2 separate regions of the Homo sapiens genome follow, and region 1 is linked to region 2. Evidence: chromatin loops called from intact Hi-C (ENCODE). Cell type or tissue: K562. All regions are shown on one strand. Links, peaks and the distances in the headings refer to the core of each region. The heading gives the core; the rest is flanking DNA. Region 1 overlaps TIMP2 (TIMP metallopeptidase inhibitor 2). Region 2 overlaps DNAH17 (dynein axonemal heavy chain 17).

Evidence for each region. Peaks named below come from ENCODE experiments on the same cell type or tissue, not always from the same donor. Only the 100,000 strongest peaks of a DNase experiment are listed, where the experiment ranks them.
Region 1: it touches region 2 in a loop (16-fold over the local background); 9 of 110 quality-filtered maps call a loop at or near these places.

The regions. Positions count from the first base shown.
Region 1 is chr17:78,844,365-78,859,837 of GRCh38, reverse strand. TIMP2 (TIMP metallopeptidase inhibitor 2) reads left to right here. Exons shown (of 5, transcript NM_003255.5): 4 at 2,192-2,316; 5 at 3,974-6,861. The coding sequence ends at 4,171. It overlaps LOC124904067 (a long non-coding RNA gene), which reads right to left. Exons shown (of 2, transcript XR_007065923.1): 1 at 14,439-15,473; 2 at 13,046-13,978. It also overlaps the pseudogene RPL9P29. Among named protein-coding and RNA genes, the nearest start is that of USP36, 11 kb to the right of the region's middle. In K562, for the core only: a CTCF peak has its summit at 6,958 (motif pointing right); DNase peaks (open chromatin) are centred at 5,141, 5,577 and 6,957; H3K4me3 peaks cover 214 bases; H3K27me3 peaks cover 178 bases.
Region 2 is chr17:78,493,696-78,501,695 of GRCh38, reverse strand. It overlaps DNAH17 (dynein axonemal heavy chain 17), which reads left to right. Exons shown (of 81, transcript NM_173628.4): 35 at 352-512; 36 at 1,235-1,391; 37 at 2,584-2,688; 38 at 5,664-5,821; 39 at 6,599-6,737; 40 at 6,876-7,103; 41 at 7,523-7,660. It overlaps DNAH17-AS1 (DNAH17 antisense RNA 1), which reads right to left. Exons shown (of 6, transcript NR_102401.1): 4 at 7,499-7,682; 5 at 4,660-4,840; 6 at 1-2,852. Among named protein-coding and RNA genes, the nearest start is that of DNAH17-AS1, 13 kb to the right of the region's middle. RefSeq lists enhancers at 3,209-3,757, 3,758-4,306, 7,447-8,000. In K562, for the core only: a CTCF peak has its summit at 4,428; a DNase peak (open chromatin) is centred at 4,415; H3K27me3 peaks cover 5,999 bases.

The DNA of each region.
Region 1 (15,473 bases), core at 3,902-11,901, 350 kb before region 2:
GTATGTGTAGTAGAGACGGGGTTTCACCATGTTGGCCAGACTAGTCGCAAATGCCTGACCTCGAGTGATGTCCCTACCTCAGCCTCCCAAAGTACTGGGATTACAGCCATGAGCCACCATGCCCTGCCTGAAAGATTAGTTTTTATTTTATTTATTTTTTATTTATTTTCTTTTTTGAGATGGAGTCTGTCTCTGTCGCCCAGGCTGGAGTGCAGTTTGCAATCTCGGCTCACTGCAACCTCCACCTCCCGGGTTCAAGCGATCCTCCTGCCTCAGTCTCCTGAGTAGCTGGGATTACAGGCATGCATCACCACGCCTGGCTATTTCTTTTTGTATTTTTAGTAGAGACGGGGTTTCGCCATGTTGGCCAGGCTGGTCTCGAACTCCTGACCTCAAGTGATCCGCCCACCTCAGCCTCCCAAAGTGCTAGGATTACAGGCATGAGCCATCGCACCTGGCCTGAGGGATGAGTTTTTAAATGACTTCCATAGCTGTCATTAGGTTCTGTCAGCCACTGGAACACACTGCTTTGTTCTTTTCCTCCTGCTTGTAAAACGCCAAGGCTATTGCCAATGTAGTATCTTCAGCAAAGGAAGGAGGCAGCTGAGTCAGGAGCCGGAAGTACAGAAAGAAGCCACAGCTCATCATGCCTGATGAAGGGAATTCAGAGCAGATTCCTAATTTTCAAAAATTCCATGCTTTGGCTCTTCATAATGGAAAAATGCAGAATTATAAGTTTAAACTCAAATGGGAGAAGCACCTGTGAATTAATATTTTGTGAAAAACAAAACAGGAAACAATATAATCTACATACTGCATGACGTTTTATGTGTGAAGATGCACATAGAAGAGAATATTGGCCGGGCGCAGTGGCTCACACCTGTAATCCCAGCACTTTGGGAAGTCAAGGTGGGAGGATCACTTAAGCTCAGTTCAAGACCAGCCTGGGCAACATGGTGAAACATCGTCTCTATCCTTTTTTTAGAATAAAATTTAATTTAAAAGAATATTGGGGCCAGGCGTGGTGGCTCATGCCTATAATCCTAACACTTTGGGAGGCCAAAGTGGGGGTATTGCTTGAGCGCAGAAGTTTAAGACCAGCCTGAGTAACATAGCAAGACCCTGTTTCTACAAAAAAAAATATAAAAAATTAGCAGGGTGTAGTGGTTCACACCTATAGTCCCAGCTATTCAGGAGACTGAGACGGGAGGATCGCTTGAGCTTGGGAGGTCAAGGCTGCAGTGAGCTATGATCATACCATTGCACTCTGGCCTGAGCGACAGAGCAAGACTGTCTCAAAATCAATAGTGGAATATTGGAAGGAAATACATCAAAATATTAGCTGTGGGTAATGAAAGTAGGGAATTTTTTTCTTTTCTTTTTTTTTTTTAGACTGAGTCTCGCTCTGTCGCCCAGGCCCAGGCTGGAGTGCAGTGGCACCAACTCGGCTCACTGCAACCTCCGCCTCCCGGGTTCACGCCATTCTCCTACCTCAGCCTCCTGAGTAGCTGGGACTACAGGTGCCCGCCAGCACGCCTGGCTAATTTTTTGTATTTTTAGTAGAGACGGGGGTTTCACCGTGTTAGCCAGGATGGTCTCGATCTCCTGACCTTGTGATCCACCTGCCGCGGCCTCCCAAAGTGCTGGGATTACAGGCATGAGCCACCGCCCCTGGCCAGGAAGTTTTTTCTTTGTTTCCAATGTTTAAGTTTCTGTCAGTGAACATGCATTATGGCTTTCTTTTTTTTTCCACTTTTTATTTTTTTGAGACGGAGTCTTGCTGTGTCACCCAGGCTGGAGTTCAGTGGCGCGATCTCGGCTCACTGCAACTTCCGCCTCTGGGGTGCAAGAGCGATTCTCCTGCCTCAGCCTCCCAAGTAGCTGGGATTACAGGCGTGTGACACCACACCCGGCTAATTTTTTGTATTTTAGTAGAGAGGGGGTTTCATCACGTTGGCCAGGCTGGTCTTGAACTCCTGGCCTCAAGAGATCCACCCGCCTCAGCCTCCCAAAGTGCTGGGATTACAGGAGTGAGCCACCGTGCCTGGCCACCCACTGTGTTTTAACTCAGAATAGACAGTGCACAGGATTGTTGCAACGAAATCCCAGCGCCCCTGCGCCGGGTGGAGGAGCTGGGCAGGAGGAGGACTTTTCCCTCTCCCTGAGCTCGGTGATCCCCGTCTCTCCGCAGGAAAGGCCGAGGGGGACGGCAAGATGCACATCACCCTCTGTGACTTCATCGTGCCCTGGGACACCCTGAGCACCACCCAGAAGAAGAGCCTGAACCACAGGTACCAGATGGGCTGCGAGTGCAAGGTAAGCAGGTCCTGCCTCTGCTGGAGCATCGCCTCCTCCCAGTGTCTCCAGATGGACGGCAGGGATTTTGATCCCTGGCTTTCCAGGACCCGTTAATCCCCGGCTCCTGATCTAAGACCAGGCTCTGGGAAGGTAGAGTCATCCCAAGAGTAAGGCTGTCTGGCTGGGGACAGAGCCTTTGACCCCTGGTCCCTGGAGAGCCCTGAGGCACATCTCTGACAGGGGATGTCTGGAGGCCGGGCGCTGCGGCTCACGCCTGTAATCCCGGCACTTTGGGAGGCCGAGATAGGTGGGTCACTTGAGGTCGGGAGTTGGAAATCAGCCTCACCAACATGGCGAAACCCTGTCTCTACAAAAATACAAAAATTAGCCAGGTGAGGTGGTGCACGCCTGTGATCCCAGCAACTTGGGAGGATGAGGCTTAAGAATTGCTTGAATGTGGGAGGTGGAGGTTGCAGTGAGTTGAGATCACACCACTGCACCCCAGCCTGGGTTGACAGAGTGAGACTCTGTCCCAAAAAAAAAAGAGGGAGATGTCTGGAAGGCTAGGAGATTTGAGAGTAAGAGCATGAATTCAGCTCTGTTACCTGTAGCTTCCAGAAAAAGGAGCTGTATGGGGAGAGAGAATATGGTCCCATGGAGAATTTTCTACAAATGTGCAAGTGCAAACGCCTGTGTGGCTTATGAGAAGGCACTGCAGGCCTTACGCTGTTTCCAACATTCCCGACATTTTCACACCTGGGTTGGTGTCTATGTGGGGTCTGTGTGTTGAGAATACCTGAACACCTGCTCCTCTTAAAATGAGCCCGGAGGTTGTGCCAGGCACAGCTGGAGCAGTGCAGCGCCTAGATGTGGCTGTGGAAGGTGAGATTACCGCCTCCAGGGCTCCCAGGCTGGCTCCTACCCTGTGGGCTCCTAGCACCCTATCCCCACCCTCCCTGCAGGAAGCATGGCTGAGTGCTGGGCACCTCCCACCCTGGGTCACTCCCAGTGAGTCTGGGACCAGGAGACTCTGGTGAGGCTGTGGGGATTGGCCTTCCCTGGGGAGCTGCCTGGGGCTGCCCTCCCTCCTGACGGCCCCCAGCCCCTTCTCCGCATGTTCAAAACAGGAATTCTGAACTCATAGTCTCCAGCCACACGTATGTTAAGCGAAACTCCTCTGTGCCCAGCATGAAATCAAAAGCAAGTTTTTCCTTTTTCTTTCCACGGTGGTGAAGGCGGTCATCCTCTTGTAGCCTAGGGTTCCTTGGCCAAATTGCTAGTTGCCGATGACCTCGGGGCTCGGCTTGCGAGCAACACTGGGCTGGAATCTGTCTCCAGGAAACCCAGGCCCTTTTATTGTTGCTGTGTCCCCCAGAGGGCAGGGCCAAGCTGAGGCCATTCTGTCATGCTCAGGAAGGTAGAAGATGGCCCAAAGGGAAGCACACCTGCAGTAGGAGGGGGGGCAGCGGTGGGCAGGGCACAGCTTCCCTGCAGGTTAGACCCCCTCGCAGGCCAGCTGCCTGCCCCTGCAGGAACCGTGGGTCTCGGGAGAGGCTGCCATCCCTGCACATGACAGGTAGGCACATTGCCGGGTTCTGGACATGCCCCCAGAGCAGCCTCTGCCCACCCCTTCCTGGGTCCCTGACTCCGTCCCCCTCCGTGTGCCCCTCCCCAGATCACGCGCTGCCCCATGATCCCGTGCTACATCTCCTCCCCGGACGAGTGCCTCTGGATGGACTGGGTCACAGAGAAGAACATCAACGGGCACCAGGCCAAGTTCTTCGCCTGCATCAAGAGAAGTGACGGCTCCTGTGCGTGGTACCGCGGCGCGGCGCCCCCCAAGCAGGAGTTTCTCGACATCGAGGACCCATAAGCAGGCCTCCAACGCCCCTGTGGCCAACTGCAAAAAAAGCCTCCAAGGGTTTCGACTGGTCCAGCTCTGACATCCCTTCCTGGAAACAGCATGAATAAAACACTCATCCCATGGGTCCAAATTAATATGATTCTGCTCCCCCCTTCTCCTTTTAGACATGGTTGTGGGTCTGGAGGGAGACGTGGGTCCAAGGTCCTCATCCCATCCTCCCTCTGCCAGGCACTATGTGTCTGGGGCTTCGATCCTTGGGTGCAGGCAGGGCTGGGACACGCGGCTTCCCTCCCAGTCCCTGCCTTGGCACCGTCACAGATGCCAAGCAGGCAGCACTTAGGGATCTCCCAGCTGGGTTAGGGCAGGGCCTGGAAATGTGCATTTTGCAGAAACTTTTGAGGGTCGTTGCAAGACTGTGTAGCAGGCCTACCAGGTCCCTTTCATCTTGAGAGGGACATGGCCCTTGTTTTCTGCAGCTTCCACGCCTCTGCACTCCCTGCCCCTGGCAAGTGCTCCCATCGCCCCGGTGCCCACCATGAGCTCCCAGCACCTGACTCCCCCCACATCCAAGGGCAGCCTGGAACCAGTGGCTAGTTCTTGAAGGAGCCCCATCAATCCTATTAATCCTCAGAATTCCAGTGGGAGCCTCCCTCTGAGCCTTGTAGAAATGGGAGCGAGAAACCCCAGCTGAGCTGCGTTCCAGCCTCAGCTGAGTCTTTTTGGTCTGCACCCACCCCCCCACCCCCCCCCCCCCGCCCACATGCTCCCCAGCTTGCAGGAGGAATCGGTGAGGTCCTGTCCTGAGGCTGCTGTCCGGGGCCGGTGGCTGCCCTCAAGGTCCCTTCCCTAGCTGCTGCGGTTGCCATTGCTTCTTGCCTGTTCTGGCATCAGGCACCTGGATTGAGTTGCACAGCTTTGCTTTATCCGGGCTTGTGTGCAGGGCCCGGCTGGGCTCCCCATCTGCACATCCTGAGGACAGAAAAAGCTGGGTCTTGCTGTGCCCTCCCAGGCTTAGTGTTCCCTCCCTCAAAGACTGACAGCCATCGTTCTGCACGGGGCTTTCTGCATGTGACGCCAGCTAAGCATAGTAAGAAGTCCAGCCTAGGAAGGGAAGGATTTTGGAGGTAGGTGGCTTTGGTGACACACTCACTTCTTTCTCAGCCTCCAGGACACTATGGCCTGTTTTAAGAGACATCTTATTTTTCTAAAGGTGAATTCTCAGATGATAGGTGAACCTGAGTTGCAGATATACCAACTTCTGCTTGTATTTCTTAAATGACAAAGATTACCTAGCTAAGAAACTTCCTAGGGAACTAGGGAACCTATGTGTTCCCTCAGTGTGGTTTCCTGAAGCCAGTGATATGGGGGTTAGGATAGGAAGAACTTTCTCGGTAATGATAAGGAGAATCTCTTGTTTCCTCCCACCTGTGTTGTAAAGATAAACTGACGATATACAGGCACATTATGTAAACATACACACGCAATGAAACCGAAGCTTGGCGGCCTGGGCGTGGTCTTGCAAAATGCTTCCAAAGCCACCTTAGCCTGTTCTATTCAGCGGCAACCCCAAAGCACCTGTTAAGACTCCTGACCCCCAAGTGGCATGCAGCCCCCATGCCCACCGGGACCTGGTCAGCACAGATCTTGATGACTTCCCTTTCTAGGGCAGACTGGGAGGGTATCCAGGAATCGGCCCCTGCCCCACGGGCGTTTTCATGCTGTACAGTGACCTAAAGTTGGTAAGATGTCATAATGGACCAGTCCATGTGATTTCAGTATATACAACTCCACCAGACCCCTCCAACCCATATAACACCCCACCCCTGTTCGCTTCCTGTATGGTGATATCATATGTAACATTTACTCCTGTTTCTGCTGATTGTTTTTTTAATGTTTTGGTTTGTTTTTGACATCAGCTGTAATCATTCCTGTGCTGTGTTTTTTATTACCCTTGGTAGGTATTAGACTTGCACTTTTTTAAAAAAAGGTTTCTGCATCGTGGAAGCATTTGACCCAGAGTGGAACGCGTGGCCTATGCAGGTGGATTCCTTCAGGTCTTTCCTTTGGTTCTTTGAGCATCTTTGCTTTCATTCGTCTCCCGTCTTTGGTTCTCCAGTTCAAATTATTGCAAAGTAAAGGATCTTTGAGTAGGTTCGGTCTGAAAGGTGTGGCCTTTATATTTGATCCACACACGTTGGTCTTTTAACCGTGCTGAGCAGAAAACAAAACAGGTTAAGAAGAGCCGGGTGGCAGCTGACAGAGGAAGCCGCTCAAATACCTTCACAATAAATAGTGGCAATATATATATAGTTTAAGAAGGCTCTCCATTTGGCATCGTTTAATTTATATGTTATGTTCTAAGCACAGCTCTCTTCTCCTATTTTCATCCTGCAAGCAACTCAAAATATTTAAAATAAAGTTTACATTGTAGTTATTTTCAAATCTTTGCTTGATAAGTATTAAGAAATATTGGACTTGCTGCCGTAATTTAAAGCTCTGTTGATTTTGTTTCCGTTTGGATTTTTGGGGGAGGGGAGCACTGTGTTTATGCTGGAATATGAAGTCTGAGACCTTCCGGTGCTGGGAACACACAAGAGTTGTTGAAAGTTGACAAGCAGACTGCGCATGTCTCTGATGCTTTGTATCATTCTTGAGCAATCGCTCGGTCCGTGGACAATAAACAGTATTATCAAAGAGAACGTGGGCTCTCTCCGTGTGGCTGTATCCGATGTTCAGAACGGCCACTTCCTAGCTCAAGAATGGGAATCAGCCTCTGCAAGGAGCCTCTCCTGTCCGGCGGGAGGGGGCGCCCTGTGTCCTCCAGAGAAACAAGGCCAGTGAGCTCTGAGTCAAATATGGGATGCAGACCAGGTGTGGTGGCTCACGCCTGTCATCCCAGCACTTTGGGAGGCCAAGGCGGGTGGATTGTTTGTGCCCAGGAGTTCGAGACTAGCCTGGCCAACTTCGCAAAACCCTGTCTCTGCAAAAAATAGGCGTGGTGGCATGTACCTGTGGTCCCAGCTATTCAAAAGGCTGAGATAGGAGGATTACTTGAACCTCGGAGGCAGAGGTTGCAGTGAGCTATAATTGCACCACTGCATTCCAGCCTGGGCAAGAGAGTGAGACCCTGTCTCAAAAAAAAAAAAAAAGAAAAAAGAAAAGAAAAGTGCGATGCAGTGGCAGAGACGGGGCAGCAGAGATGGGACAGGTAAAAGCAAATGTGGTTTCCTTAGGTGGATGAAGGGGCAGAAGTGTAGGAGAGGGTCCCCTTCATTCAACACATACCTCTGGCTTTTTATTATAGAGACACGCAGAGCCATGCACCCGTCTCACAGCTTCGACACTGAGGGCTTCATGGCCAGCTTTAGACCTACACTCAGTCTTCACCCACCATTCACGAAATTATTTGGAAGAAAAAATTCCAGGCATGAAGCAGTCTCATTTATAAATATTCCAGTACACATATGTTTAAAAAATAAAAACTACTTTTTTTTTTTTTCAGACGGAGTCTCGCTCTGTTACCCAGGCTGGAGTGCAATGGCATGATCTTGGCTCACTGCAACCTCTGCCTCCTGGGTTCAAGTGATTCTCTTGTCTCAACCTCCTGAGTAGCTGGGATTACAGGTGTCCGCCACAACGCCCAGCTAATTTTTGTATTTTTACAAAAATACAAAAAGAGACAGGGTTTCACCATGTTGGTCAGGCTGGTCTCGAACTCCTGACCTTGTGATCCGCCCGCCTGGGCCTCCCAAAGTGCTGGGATGACAGGCGTGAGCCACCGTGCCCAGCCAAAAAATAAAAACTACTTTTAAAACCTTTTTCCAGGCCAGGTACGGTGGCTCACCTATAGTCCTAGCACTTTGGGAGGCCAAGGTGGGCGGATTGCTTGAGCCCAGGAGTTCAAGACCAGCCTGGACAACATGGAGAAACCCCAACTCTACAAAAAATACAAAGATTAGCTGGGTGTGGTGGTGCATGCCTGTAGTCCCAGCTACTCGGGGGGCTGAGGTGGGAGGATCACTTGAGCCCAGGAGGTGGAGGTTGCAGTGAGCTGAGATCGCACCACTGCACTCCAATCTGGGTGACAGAGTGAGATCCTGTCTCAAACAACAACAACGACAAAATCCAAAATAGCTTTATCACATGTCAAAAACTTACTTAGAATTCATCAATGTCATCAAATATCCAGTCAGTGTTCTAACATCTCTGACTGTCTCATAGATGCTTTTGCGTGGTTTATGGGTTTGAATCAAGACCCAAATAAGATCCATCCATTGCAGTTGGTTGATCTAACTCCTAGGTCTCTCTCTCTCTCTCTTTTTTTAAATAACTATTGAAGCTCCCCCTTCTTTCTTTCTTTTCTTTTCTTTTTTTTTGTTTTTTTTTTTTTTTCAGACAGAGTCTCGCCTCATTGCCCAGTCTGGAGTGCAGCGGTGTGATCTCAGCTCAACGCAACCTCTGCCTCGAGAGTAGCTGAGATTACAGGTGGGCACCACCATGCCCGGCAAATTCTTGCATTTTTAGTAGAGGCGGGGTTTCACCGTGTTGGCTAGGCTGGTCTCACACCCCTGGCCTCAAGTGATCTGCCCACGTTGGCCTCCGGTAAGCCACAGTGCTTGGCCTCCCGGGTCTCTCTTATTCTCCAGGTTGTTTCTCCCTGCCCCCACCCTATCCTTGTGCTGAGAAAGATGTTCCCATCATAATTCAAACTTCAATCAAAAGTCTCATAATACTTCACCATATGAAATTTTTTTTAATTTAATTTTATTTTTTTTGAGACAGAGTCTTGATCTGTCGCCCAGGCTGGAGTGCAGTGGCGCGATCTCGGCTCACTGCAACCTCCACCTCCCGGGTTCACACCATTCTCCTGCCTCAGCCTCCCAAGTAGCTGGGACTACAGGCACCTGCCACCACGCCTGGCTAATTTTTTGTATGTTTAGTACAGACGAGGTTTCACCATGTTAGCCAGGATGGTCTCGATCTCCTGACCTTGTGATCCGCCCGCCTCGGCCTCCCAAAGTGCTGGGATTACAGGCCTGAGCCACTGCACCCAGCCATGGACATTCTTCAATGGTGTATTTGAACAGTTAGCTGCCCCCTGGCCCATGTGCACACTGTTGTGCAGAATCTGTTATTCCAGGGGCAGCCAGAAGAATCGTGTTTCCTACTGTGTGCAGTTACTGCCCAAAAAGCAAGAACAAACTTACGACATCTGAAGTTTGCTCCAATGTCACATTAAATGTGATCCACTTAATATCTACTGCAGAAATATTTGGATTATTTCTTCTGTATGTCCAAATATGTAGGGAAAATGGTTGAGTGGTATACTATAATAATAATATCAAAACTTTCCATTTCATACAAATGAACTTACTTGGCATTTGCAGCCCACATTTGGAGTTTTAGTAAGCAGCACGCCAGGTGATTTATACCCTTTTCATATATTTATGCATTTAAGTCAAACTTAAAGTCATTATGGAAAATTTAAAACATATACAAAAATGCAGAGAATGGTATGACCAACTCCATGTGTCTATGATCTGTTTTCAACAATTATCCATGTTTTGCTGATCTTTGAAAACGATTTAAGATTAGTTTGTAGGCCGGGCGCCATGGCTTACACCTGTAATCCCAGCACTTTGGGAGGGCAAGGCGGGAGGATCACCTGAGTTCAGGAGTTCGAGACCAGCCTGGCCAAAATGGCGAAATCCCGTGTCTACTAAAAATACAAAAATTAGGCCTGGCACGGTGGCTCACACCTGTAATCCCAGCACTTTGGGAGGCCGAGGCAGGCAGATCACCTGAGGTCAGGCGTTCAAAACCACCCTGGCCAAGGTGGTGAAACCCCGTCTCTACTAAAAATACAAAAATTAGCCAGGTACAGTGGTGGGCGCCTGTAATCCCAGGTACTCGGGAGGCTGATACAGAATCGCTTGAACCCGGGAGGCGGAGGTTGCAGTGAGCCGAGATCATGCCATTGCGCTCCAGCCTGGGCGACAGAGCGAGACTCCATCTCAAAAGCAAAACAAAACAAAACAAAAAAATTAACTGGGCATGCTGGTGCACGCCTGTAGTCCCAGCTACTCAGGAGGCTGAGGCAGGAGAATTGCTTGAACCCAGGCAGCAGAGATTGCGGTGAGCTGAGATCGCACCACTGCACTCCAGCCTGGGCAACAGAGCAAGACTCTGTCTCAAAAAAAAAAGAAAAAGAAAAAATCAGTTTGTAGACTCACATATGGGGTAACGACATTGTTAGGGACACAACTAGACACCATTATTTCCTCTCAGTCTTGTTTACCCTGTGGAAGAAAAATGCATGGGGACAGGTGAGGTCAGCCTCAACCCATCAACAGAGATGTGTGCACCCATGATGGAAAAGCAGCAAGAGACCCTGCAAGATCCAATCTGAAGGGACATGGAGCCTGGTGGTGGAGCTGGGGAGCCACCAGGACTGGTTAAAGAACTTTGGAGCTGGCCGGGTGCGGTGACTCCTGCCTGTAATCCCAGCCACTTGGGAGGCCGAGCCAGAAGAATCACTTGAACCCCAGAGGTGGAGGTTGCAATGAGCCAAGATGGAGCCACTGTATTCCAGCCTGGGTGGCAGAGCGAGACTCGATCTCAAAAAAATAAATAAATAAAAATAAAATACTTTGGAGCTGATGGAAGAACTTGAGCCTAGTTATAGGACACACAGTAGCAGTATCTTTTCCCTCCTAATTTTTAATGGATATTTTTACCTGATCTAACTTTAAAAAATAATTAAATCCAAACAGTGGAATTACAATATTTTACTAGCATCAATTTTATGATAGGCAATTTGCTGTGACTATAGATTTTTTTTCTTTTTTTTTTTTTTGAGACAGTCTCGCTCTGTCACCCAGGCTGGAGTGCAGTGGCACAATCTTGGCTTACTGCAATCTCCACTCTGGGGTTCAAGCGATTCTCATGCCACAGCCTCCCGAGTAGCTGGGACTACAGGCACCTGCCACCACACCCAGCTAAGTTTTGTATTTTTAGTAGACACGGGGTTTCACCATGTTGGCCAGGATGATCTCGATCTCTTGACCTCATGATCTGCCCTCTCAGCCTCCCAAAGTGCTGGGATTACAGGCATGAGCCACCGCTCCTGGCCACCTTCTAACCATTTTTAAGTGTACAATTCAGTTAATTACACTTACAATGTTTTTATGGCCATCACCACTATTTCCAAAACTTTTTCACCACCACCCAGAAACTCTGTAACCATGATGCAATAACCCCCGTCCTCCTCCTCCTAGCCCCTGGTAACCTCTAGTCTACTTTCTGTCTCTATGGATTTTCCTATTCTAAATATTCTATCATCCTGCATGATTCCACCTATGTTATGTCCAGCTCACTTTGCACGTCTTCAAGGTCCATTGGTATTATAGCATGGATCCATGCTTCCTTCTTTTTCATGGCTAATATTCCATTGTGTGCATCTATTACATTTTGTTTATCCATTCATCCATCAGTAGACACTTGGGTTGCTTCCGCCTTTTGGCTATTGTGAAGAATGTGGCTATGAACATGGGTGTGCAAATATCTGTGTCCCTGCTTTTAATTGGCGTATATATACACACACACTTAGTATATGTATATAGATATCTATACACTATAGATATATGTAGATATATATCTACTATAGATATATAGAGCCATATATGTATATTCAACATTAACCTACATTAATACAACATTAATCTTTGAAGGAAAGGACATTAAGCTTGTTTCAAATTCAGCTTCTCTGATTCAGCATACATATATCTAAACTACTATATATTTATATATCTATATATACAGTATATATGTATATACACAATATTATGTATATTTGTATATATGTAGTATTATGTATAATTATTGCAATACAGTCCAGGCGCGGTGGCTCACGCCTGGAATCCCAGCACTTTGAGGGGCCAAGGAGGGTGGATCACCTGAGGTCAGGGGTTCAAGACCAGCCTGGCCAACATGGTGAAATCGCATCTCTACTAAAAATACAAAAAACTAGCCGGGCATGGTGGCGCGACACCTGTAATAGCTACTCGGGAGGCTGAGGCAGAAGAATCCCTTGAATCCGGGAGACAGAGGTTGCAGTGAGCTGAGATGGCACCACTGCACTCCAGACTGGGTGACAGAGCAAGACTCCGTCTCAAAAATAAATAAATAATAAAATTACAATATAATTATACATAATAGTACACAAAAAATTGTATTGCAATAATTAAGTCTGGAAGCATAATATATATATAGATAGTATCTATATCTACATACATAGTATATACGTATATCTATATGTATATACTATGTATATATACTGTGTATATACTATGTATATATACTGTGTATATACTATGTATATATACTGGGTATATACTATGTATATATACTATGTGTATATACTATGTGTATATACTATGTATATAGTGTAGACATATATACTATGTCTATACTGTATACATAGTGTATATATACAGTTTATATAGTATGTATAGATAGTATGTATAGTAGTCCTATGTTTCGCTTTTGGAGGAAGCACTGTCCTGTTTTCTGCAGTGACTGCACCATTTTACATGCCTACCAGCAGTGTCTGAGGGTTGGTCCGCTCTAAAGTTATTCTTCCTACACCTCCCAAAGTGGAATTCCAAAACCGCCTTGTTAGACCAGCCTGACAATTTACAATATTCATGGAAAGACACGTCCTAGTATGTTCAAAATTCCAAGGTTAAGATGCCTGGAAGTTATATTAAAAAAGTAAAACTGCTGTCTTTGCCGCATCTACTGTGAGAATGAAGACCGTTCCCAGCAACCAACCCATGGATATTCCAGAAAAGGTCAACATTACTCTAAAGGAACACACAGTTATTGGGAAGGGCCTGAGAGGAACCCTGAGGAAGGACTTTATTTATTTATTTATTTATTTATTTATTTTATTTTTTTGAGACAGGGTCTTGCCCTGTCGCCCAGGCTGGAGTGCAGTGGTGCGATCTTGGCTCACTGCAACCTCCGCCTCCTGGGTTCAAGCAATTTTCCTGCCTCAGCCTCCCTAGTAGCTGAGACTACAGGCATGTGCCACCACGCCTGGCTAATTTTTGTATTTTTAGTAGAGACATGGTTTCACCATGTTGGCCAGGCTGCTCTCAAACTCCTGGCCTCAAGTGATCCGCCTGCCTCTGCCTCCCAAAGTGTTGGGATTACAGGTGTGAGCCACTGCACACAGCCTTGAGGAGAGACTTCAATCACATCAATGTAGAACTCAGTCTCCTTGGAAAGGAAAAGAGGCTCCGGGTTGACAAACGGTGGGGAAACTGAAGGGAGCCGGCTGCCGTTGGGACTGTTCATAGTCGTGTACGGAGCATGGTCAAAGGGGTTGCCCTGGGTTCCATTACAAGATGACCTCTGTGGGTGCTCACTTCCCCAGAAACGTCGTTATCCAGGAGAACGGGACTCTCGTTGAAATCTGAAACATCTTGGGTGGAAAATCCATCTGCAGGGTTCGGATGAGGCCAGGTGTTGCTTATTCAGTATCTCAAGCCCAGAATGTCGAATTAATCTTTGAAGGAAGCGACATTGAGCTTGTTTCAGTCTTGTTCAAATTCAGCTGCTCTGATTCAGCAAGCAGCAATAGTTAAAAACAAGGATATCAGAAAATGTTGGGGTGCTGTCTACGTCTCCTAAAAAGGAACAGTTCCGCAGGCTGCTGAGGAGGTTCTAAGAGTTGTCCAGCTACAGAAACACGATGTTGGATGACTCCTCAGACCTAAGTATCTGTGATATTTAGATGATTCAATAAAAGACCTATAGATTTGGAAAAAAATAAAAACAAGTCACATTGAAAATCACAAAGCATAAGCCATCTACACCTTTTTTTTTTTTTTTTTTTTTGAGACAGAGTCTCGCTCTGTCACCAAGGCTGGAGTGCGGTGGCGCGATCTCGGCTCACTGCAACCTCCACCTCCCGGGTTCAAGCAATTCTCCTGCCTCAGCCTCCTGAGTAGATGGGACTACAGGCAAATGCCACCATGCCCAGCTAATTTTTGTATTCTAGTTGAGACAGGGTTTCACCATGTTAGTCAGGCTGGTCTTGAACTTCTGACCTCAAGGTGATCCGCCCGACTCGACCTCCCAAAGTGCTGGGATTAGAGGCATGAGCTACTGCACCCAGCCCATCTACACCTTTGCAGGGGATTCTGGAGAATTCCGTGTAGCAGGATGACCTATGGAGACAAACTTGCCTCTCACCCGAGGCACCACTCACCTGTCTGTAGCCTGCGTGCTTCATCTATAGTTGGGACCTCTTGCCTGTGGGGCACCTGGTCCACCCTTCCAGCCTCAGCCATCCCAATGGCCTCCTTTTCTTTCCTTTTTTTTTTTTTTTTTTTTTTTGAGATGGAGTCTCGCTCTGTCTCGCAGGCTGGAGTGCAGTGGCGCGATCTCAGCTCATTGCAACCTCCACGTGCCAGGTTCAGTGATTCTCCTCTTTATTTTCTTGAAGGTGCCAAGCTCGCTCCTGTCTCGGGCATTTTGTTCGTGCTGTTCTCTCATTCCAGAACCTCCTTCCCTTGCTCCTCTTACAGCCGGTCTCTCATCTTCCCACTTTCAACGGAGGTAGCACATCCTCGCAAGAGTTTCCTCCGATGCCCCAGGCCAAGGTATTCTCCATCACCTCATCCTGCTCTTGGCCTGGTCACCGTTGGTCATAAAAATTATGCAAAAGTGTTCATTTGTTCATGACCTGCGTGTTCTTAAGTCCTTTGTGGGGAGAGTCCAGGGTTGATTCACTCACCACCATGTGGAACAGAGTAAATAAGAAATATTCGCTGGATGAATCAATTTGTTTGGTGCCACAGGGCCACAGGAAGGGGTGCCAGCCCCAAGAGAACAGTGGAGGCTTTGTGCGGCAGAGGCCTGGATCCTTCTTCCCCAGGAGTTGGAGACTGGAGGCCTTTAGCAAGTGCTTCCTAGGGAAACTTCAGGTCCCTCTGGGCAGAAAGGAGCCCAGAAGGGTGGATATTTGGGGGAGATGGCTGGCACCAGAGATGGCTGGCACCAAGGGGGCTGGGACTGCAGGAGGCTGTGTGGGGCGGGGACTTGGAGGGAAGTGACAGAGCAAGGGAAAGGGCTGGCGAGTGTGAGCGTGAGAGTCGGTGGATTTTGAAAGTGTGTGAGTGTGGTGGGGTGTGTGAGTGTGTGTGAGGATGTGAGTAAGAGAGAATGTATGTGTGTGTGTGTTGGGGGAATCCCTGGGACCGAACTTATTGTAGAAAGGGTGGCATCCTGCCCAGCTGCATTT
Region 2 (8,000 bases), core at 1-8,000:
CCGGGTTCAGGGCAGTGCATTCAGGGACTTCAGACCCTGCCACTTCCTCTTCCTGGGGCACTGACTCTGTTGCTGGCTGCAGCTGCCTCCTAACCTCCTTGCCCGGACTCACCCCTGGTGAGCAACACACAGCAGTCAGATGAGCGGTGCCCGCCCATTGGAAGTGCCATTCTGTAGCGAGATTCCACTGAGGGTGGCCATACAGTTGGATGTGGGTGCTGGAGGGGGAAAGAGGGCCAGGGAGGGTTCCCTGGGCAGCAGGGGACCGGCCTTGGAGGCATGCTGGCCTTCCTTAGGCAGCCCTAGCTCTTGTATTCCACCTGGCAACAAGAGCTCCGGCTCATCCTGCAGGTGGAGAGTTCTCAGGCCTTCACCTGGCAGGCCCAGCTCCGGCATCGCTGGGACGAAGAGAAGCGACACTGCTTTGCCAACATCTGCGATGCCCAAATCCAGTATTCCTATGAGTATCTGGGCAACACGCCGCGGCTGGTCATCACCCCACTCACTGACAGGTGAGGCCCGTCCCTGAGTAACTCACATGTGCTCTTGGTGGGTCCCTTCCGCATGATTCTTGGAACTGTCCGACTTGGAGGTCAGCTGTGGAGGCTGGAAGGACTGGGCATTTGCGTCAGGTGGACCTGTGTTCACATTCAGTTCTACCACTGTGTCCTTGTTCTAGCACCGGCTGTGTGGCCTTGGGAGAGTTCCTGCACCCCTCTGTGGGCCTGCTGAGTTGGGGTCATGTTTTATGGACCCTCATGAGCAGACTCTGGTTGTCGTAGCAGTGCCCACCTCCCTGAATGCCACAGGTGGGAAAGGCACCTGGGCTGCCTCTGCTCCACGGTTGTGGTTCCTCCTTCACACCTGAAGGTTTTCTGCCCTCTCCCATGTGTCTCCTGGGGCTCATGCCTGTAATCCCAGCACTTTGGGAGGCCGAGGTGGGTGGATCACCTGACGTCAGGAGTTCGAGACCAGCCTGGCCAACATAGCAAAACCTCATCTCTACTGAAAATACAAAAATTAGCCGGGCATGGTGGCGGGCGCCTATAGTCCCAGCTACTTGGGAGGCTGAGGCATGAGAATCATTTGAACCCAGGAGGCAGAGGTTGCAGTGAGCCAAGATTGTACCACTGCACTCCAGCCTGGGTGACAGAGTGAGACTCTGTCTCAAAAAAATAAAAGCAGGGAGGCCATGGGGTCGCTGGCACACACGCTTACCTGTGGTCACTTGCAGGTGCTATATCACCCTGACCCAGTCCCTCCATCTCATCATGGGTGGAGCCCCTGCCGGCCCCGCTGGGACCGGCAAGACTGAGACGACCAAGGACCTGGGCAGAGCCCTGGGCACCATGGTCTACGTCTTCAACTGCTCCGAGCAGATGGACTACAAGGTACGCGGCCGGGGTCCGGAGGAGGGACCCAGAGTCTTCTTTTATAGAAGCAGATCCTAGCACCCTGTCCTCCGAGGCCCCACAGTAAACTCCAGATCTCTGGATACCTGTGAATGGCACTGGAGAGGAGGTGCCAGGGCCCCCACTTGCTGGTAGCATCCCCCTCAGGTGGTCCCTCTGGAAAGACTTCCAGGGTGGACAGACGCAGCCCCAAATGTCCTGCCCCAGCCCCTGCCCTGGAGGTGACCCTCTCTCAATTTCAGTTGTTAAGATTGCCCCGAACTGGGGACTCCGCACAGGGGTGAGCACCTCCCTCATGGTTCAGCATGGGGTGGGGTACAAGCAGTGTCCAGGTGGGTTTGGGAGGGGAGCAGGGGATTGGCCCGGTCCCATCAGTCATTAGAGCCTGCACAGGACATCGTCGGCTCACAGGAGGCCAGGGAGGGGAAGGGGATACCTCGGAGCTCCAGGCTGCAGCAGCCTCTTGCAAGACGGGAAGGCAAGGGGGATGGAACCCTGAGTTTTGGACCCTAGGCCTGCAGAGGGTCTCCCCTCCCCAGCTTGGATCTGAGCCCCACAATCTGGGGGCCCCCTCCTGAGGCTGAGGATGGGACCAGCAGCCCATGTTCACTGTCAGGGCCACGCAGTCCACATCCGCCTCCTGGATTTTAGAAAAGTGAAATCTGAAGTTGGATCTCCCTGGAAGGGACTTAACATCCACCTGGAATCCCAGGTGTAGATGGGACGAGTCCTTCTGATTGGCCCAGGTGGGGCCTAGAGAGACACAGATGTCTTGAGGGAAAGCCTCCGGCCTGCTAGACGTGCCCCCATCCCGCCTTAGAGGACTCCCTCTCCTCTCCACGCAAGAAAGAAAAGGGCTGAGAAAACATGCAAGGTTTAGAACTTAAATGTGCTTGTCTGAGCCCCTTATTAGGGACTCCAGGAAGTCCCCATCCTGGGGTCTGGGAGGCAAGGGTGAAAGGATGGCTCTTCCTCGTGTCCAGCCCTCCACGGTGTTACCCTGGGCAGTAAGCTGACCTGCCTGCTGGCCTGCGGAAGGCTCCAATGCACCGGGGCCTGAGCAAGCTTTGGGAAGAGAAAACACAGCCGAAGAGGCAGGGGGAGGCCCCTGCAGCGCCCGCCCTCCCTGTCACCCTCCCAGCTCTTCCTTTCTCCATCTCGCCCTTTCCAGTCCTGTGGAAATATCTACAAGGGCCTGGCCCAGACGGGAGCCTGGGGCTGCTTTGACGAGTTTAATCGCATCTCAGTGGAAGTCTTGTCTGTGATTGCCGTGCAGGTAAAGTCCCCTGCCTGCGGCCTCGGGGTCACGTCGGGTGACTGGCTCGTCAGCTTTCCTGTGACCTCACACGCCAGATAGACCCTCCTTGCCTCTCTGCAACGTTCCAAGCACCGAAGGGTGGTGTGGTGCCATTGAGCTCTTGCCCTCCAGGGTCCCAAAGCCTGGTTAGGCAAACACATTGAAAACAGAATCAGATTACAGGTTACATGTATGGTAGCAAACGTGTAACAAAATACAGGTGGGAGAATAATTAATTTTGCTTAGGAAAGAAAGACAAAGTGCTTTGTTATTGGTATCAGCGGAGCTGGGCATAGGAGGTGCTGAAAGGGAATGGCAGGAAAGAAAGAAAGGAGGGGGAGAGGGAGGAAGAGGAGGAGGGAGGAAATGCGCCCGTGTGTTTTGGGAACAACCATGCCGGGGCACAGAGCGTGCAGCGGAGTGGCTGGGGCGACCTGGGTGCAGGGACTTCGGATTGGGGAGCAGCCTGGGCCAGCGCCCCACCCCCACTGATGCTTGTTAAAATCTCCAGCGTGGGCCCCACTTGTTAGGAGGAGCATTTCTGCATTTTAAACAAATGCCTCAGGTGATCCTGACGCATGCTGGGGGTTGAGAAGCACTGGGCTGTCTAAGGTAAGTGGAGGCCGACCTAGCGGCCTGGGACAATTGTGCTCTTCCAAAAGGAAATGCAAGTCAGGGCGTTGGCGGTGTCAAGGTCCTCCCACCACAGGATAGACCAGGAGCATGTGGGGTGTGGACGTGCAAATGCCTCCTGGGCTGCTTAAGCCCCACAACCTGGGTGGAGAGCCTGCTTTATTTATTTATTTATTTATTTATTTATTTATTTATTTATGTTTTGTTTTTTTGAGACGGAGTTTTACTCTTGTTGCCCAGGCTGGAGTGCAATGGCACAGTCTCGGTTCACTGAACCTCCGCCTCCCGGGTTTAAGCAATTCTCCTGCCTCAGCCTCCCGAGTAGCTGGGATTGCAGGCGTGCACCACCACGCCCGGCTAATTTTGTATTTTTAGTAGAGATGGGGTTTCTCCGTGTTGGTCAGGTTGGTCTTGAACTCCTGACCTCAGGTGATCCACCCACCTCGGCCTCCCAAACTGCTGGGATTACAGGCGTGAGCCGTTGTGCCCGGCTGAGAGCCTGCTTTATACACCAACTTAACCCCTGACTCTCGGCTTGGCAGTGATGTGGACTCCCTCTGCCTCCACCTTCTAACCTGTAAGGCGGTGTTGGTGACACAGGTCTGCCAGCAGGATTAGAGGTGCCTGGGGTGGCTGCTTCCTCCTCTCCTTATGCTCCCTCTGCCTCAGTCATTCCCCAGCCCCAGGGCTGGAGGCCCCATGACCAAGAGAATGGGGACCCCAAACCATGGGCAGTGCTGGCTGTTACCGTGGGGACCCTCTCCCTTGCCCCCAGCACAGGAGCAGAGCTGCTGAGCACCTCCGACGTCCATGAACAAACCCCAGAATATTTATATAGCCCCTACTCTGGGCACTGAATGTTCACGGGCTCCAATGGAGACCACAGGAGAGGCTTGGCCTAGCTGGAAGCGGTGCTGTTCCGAAAGGCCCCAGTCCTGCCAGGGGACAAGCTGCACGCTCAGCAGACTGGGCATGGGGGTGTCTGGGATCACCAGGGCACCAGGACTTGGCTGTCCTGGGGAAGACAGGGAAAGGCAGGTGCTGGGAGCAGCTTTACCGCGAGTATTGGGCCCCCTCAAGTGGTGACTTGGAGAGACACAGCTGTCTTCTGCAGGTTTCCAGAGGAGACCTCAAGCAGGCAACGGCCCCTGATGCTCTAGGTTTAACCTCGTAGCTGACAGTTGGCCTTCAAGACTGTCTGATACGGAGGTGGCCGCTAACCAGTCCTCTGACAGGTCATTGCCAGAGTAGTAACAGGACAGAAAAGGGCTGGGAGTGGAACCCAACTCAGCAGGGACAAGGTGTTGAAATACTTACTGGTTCCTGCAACAGCCTGGGTGCATCTCCAGAGAATTCTGCTGAGTGATAAAAGTCCATCTGGGGGCCGGGCGTGGTGGCTCACGCCTGTAATCCCAGTACTTTGGGAGGCCGAGGCGGGCGGATCACGAGGTCAGGAGATCGAGACCATCCTTGCTAGCATGGTGAAACCCTGTCTCTACTAAAAAATACAAAAAATTAGCCGGGCGTGGTGGCGGGCGCCTGTAGTCCCAGCTACTCGGGAGGCTGAGGCAGGAGAATGGGGCGAACCCAGGAGGTGGAGGTTGTAGTGAGCCGAGACCACACCACTGCACTCCAGCCTGGGCAACAGAGTGACACTCAGTCTTAAAAAAAAAAAAAAAAAAAAAAAGTCCATCTGGGAAGATCGTGTATGATACAATTCCACTTATATAACATCCATGAAATGACCAAATCACAGAAAAAAAGGACATGGTTGCCAGGGGTCAAACGGAGGGAAGGGGGCAAGAGGGAAGGGGTGTGGCTATAAGAGGGCTGTCACCCCATGGTGACAGCAATGCTGGCCTCAGTGTCGCGCCCACCCTCCCCCCGCCCACCACCCCCGCTGTGACTGGTACTGTTATTAGGCAAGATGTTCCCATCAGGCTACATGGGGCAGAGAGTACACAGAATTGCCTTTGTATTTTTTTTTCTTCCCCCCAATCACTGTCTTTTGTATTTTTTATTGAGACAGGGTCTTGCTATGTTGCCTAGGCTGGGCTCAAATCATCCTCCAGCCTCAGCCTCCCAAAGTGCTGGGATTACAGGTGTGAGCCACTGTGCCTGGCCCTCTGTATTATTTCCTACATGGCATGCAAATCTACAACTTTCTCAAAAATAAAAGGCTTAATTTAAAAAATAAACTAGGAGGTTTGAATTTGCAGGCGCAAATTCGCAGCCTCATGCTTTAACATATGTGAAGGCCTCTCTGGTGTGTGGAAGCTGGCCATTTCCATGCTAACATGTCTGTGTCACCAACCGTGCAGGTAAAATGTGTCCAGGATGCAATTCGGGCCAAGAAAAAAGCATTCAATTTCCTGGGAGAGATCATAGGCCTCATTCCCACCGTCGGTATCTTCATCACCATGAACCCTGGGTACGCCGGACGCGCGGAGCTGCCTGAGAACCTAAAAGCCTTATTCAGGTACGTGGCCCAGGTGAAAGTGAGTGGCTGCAGTGAGCCAGGCCGGCCACAGCAACGTCCCAGTGCCAAGGAGTGGGCAGAGGGGAGGGGCAGAGGGCAAGCTGGGGAGGGAAGAAGTCATCAAAAGCTCCCAAGATGGCCGGGCACAGTAACTCACTTCTGTAATGTCAGCACTTTGGGCGGCTGAGGAGGGTGGATCACCTGAGGTCAGGAGTTCAAGACCAGCCCGGTCAAGATGGTGAAACCCCGTCCCTACTAAAAATACAAAAATTAGCTCGGTGTGGTGGTGCATGCCTGTAATCACAGCTACTCAGGAGGCTGAGGCAGGAGAATCGCTTGAACCTGGGAGGCGGAGGTTGCAGTGAGCCGGGATGGCACCATTGCACTCCAGCCTGGGCAACAAGAACAAAACTCTGTCTCAAAAAAAAAAAAAAAAACACTCCCAGGATGAGGCAGGCGAGGGCCTCCTTAGAAAGCACTCTGTCTTCCCCTGGGTGGGAGGACCGCACCTGGGACACAGTGATGGAAAGCAGGGTTGGGGGGTTGGGGTGGCTCTCAGAGGAGGGGCCCTGAAGGTGCACCCAGTGGATGATGTGGGAGGAGGAGGGAAGTAGGGAGCAGGCGGGCTGGGAGCCCGGCTCCAGGACCGAAGGTTCAACACTCTGCTGTGGTCTACCTGGCAGTCGAGGTGTGCTCTCCTAGGTGAAGAGGGACAGGCAGGGGTGTAGGTTGGGGAGGGAGTGGGCAGAAGCCCACAGGCACCGCTGACCTCCCCAGGCCCTGTGCCATGGTCGTCCCCGACTTCGAACTGATATGTGAGATCATGCTCATGGCCGAGGGCTTTCTGGAAGCCCGCCTTCTGGCCAGGAAGTTCATCACCCTGTACACCTTGTGCAAGGAGCTGCTCTCGAAGCAGGTGTGTGTGTCCTGGAGCTCACGGCGGGTGTGGGTGGGAGTTTGAGATGCGGGCAGCAGCCAGGGTTGGCTTCCAGACCTGCCTGCTGGCCACAGGAAGGTGAGCTCACGTCTGCCCACCTGTGCCCACTGCCCGCAGGATCATTACGACTGGGGCCTGAGAGCCATCAAGTCTGTGCTGGTGGTGGCCGGCTCCCTGAAGAGGGGCGACCCCAGCCGGGCAGAGGACCAGGTGCTCATGCGGGCGCTGAGAGACTTCAACATCCCCAAGATTGTGACAGACGACCTGCCCGTATTCATGGGACTGATCGGGGACCTCTTCCCGGCTCTGGACGTGCCTCGGAAACGGGACCTGAATTTTGAAAAGGTCGGGACTCCTGGGTCTCAGGTCTGTCCGGAGAAGCCTGCCTGGCTGGGGCTTCCTTCCCACTGATGTTGGACGGGTGGAGACCCGTGTCACACACGCACGTTTCCCGATGCTACAAAGAGACCTCTGAGCCACAGCTGCCTCCGTGGCCCTGGCCAGCCCCACCCTGTCAGTGCTGGGGGAGGTCACTCTCTCAACTGAGGCTGGGGGGGCTTCAGGCAAACCGACCCCCTGCATGAGGTCGCGGTGGAGCTATGTCAACTCTCGGCATTGACAGCAGAACTTGCAGACGCACGTGCATCGGAGGGCAAGGGCGCCTTTATCATCTCCCCCACGGGGCAGGAAGCCCCCCAGCCTCCCAGCGAGAAGAAAGAAAAGCTGCTTCAGTTCCTCACCCAGCCTCATCCATGTCTCCCCAGATCATCAAGCAGAGCATCGTGGAGCTCAAGCTGCAGGCGGAGGACAGCTTCGTGCTGAAGGTGGTGCAGCTGGAGGAGCTGCTGCAGGTCCGCCACTCCGTGTTCATCGTCGGGAATGCGGGCAGCGGCAAATCTCAGGTGTGTCACCCGCTCCAGGGACCTTGCAGGGATCCGGCATGGTGGGGGAGGGCTGGGGCGAAGGGTCGGCCCTCCATCACTCCCCGCCACCCCGGAGACCCCAACCCAGTACATCCTGGGAGCCCTCCGGCCTGAGTCATGGGCCAGGGAGGAAGCTGGGGGCCGAGGAGGAGGGGAGGAGCTGCCACAGCCCCTGATCCCTGATCCCTGGGTGAGGCCTCCCTCCCTGTTCCTCCTTGTCTTCCTGCTCTTCTCTCCTTGACGTCAGTCACTTGTCTCCCTGTCCCTGTGGCCGGCCCAACCCATCGCCCTCCTGTCACCTGCCATGGCCTAGGGAGTG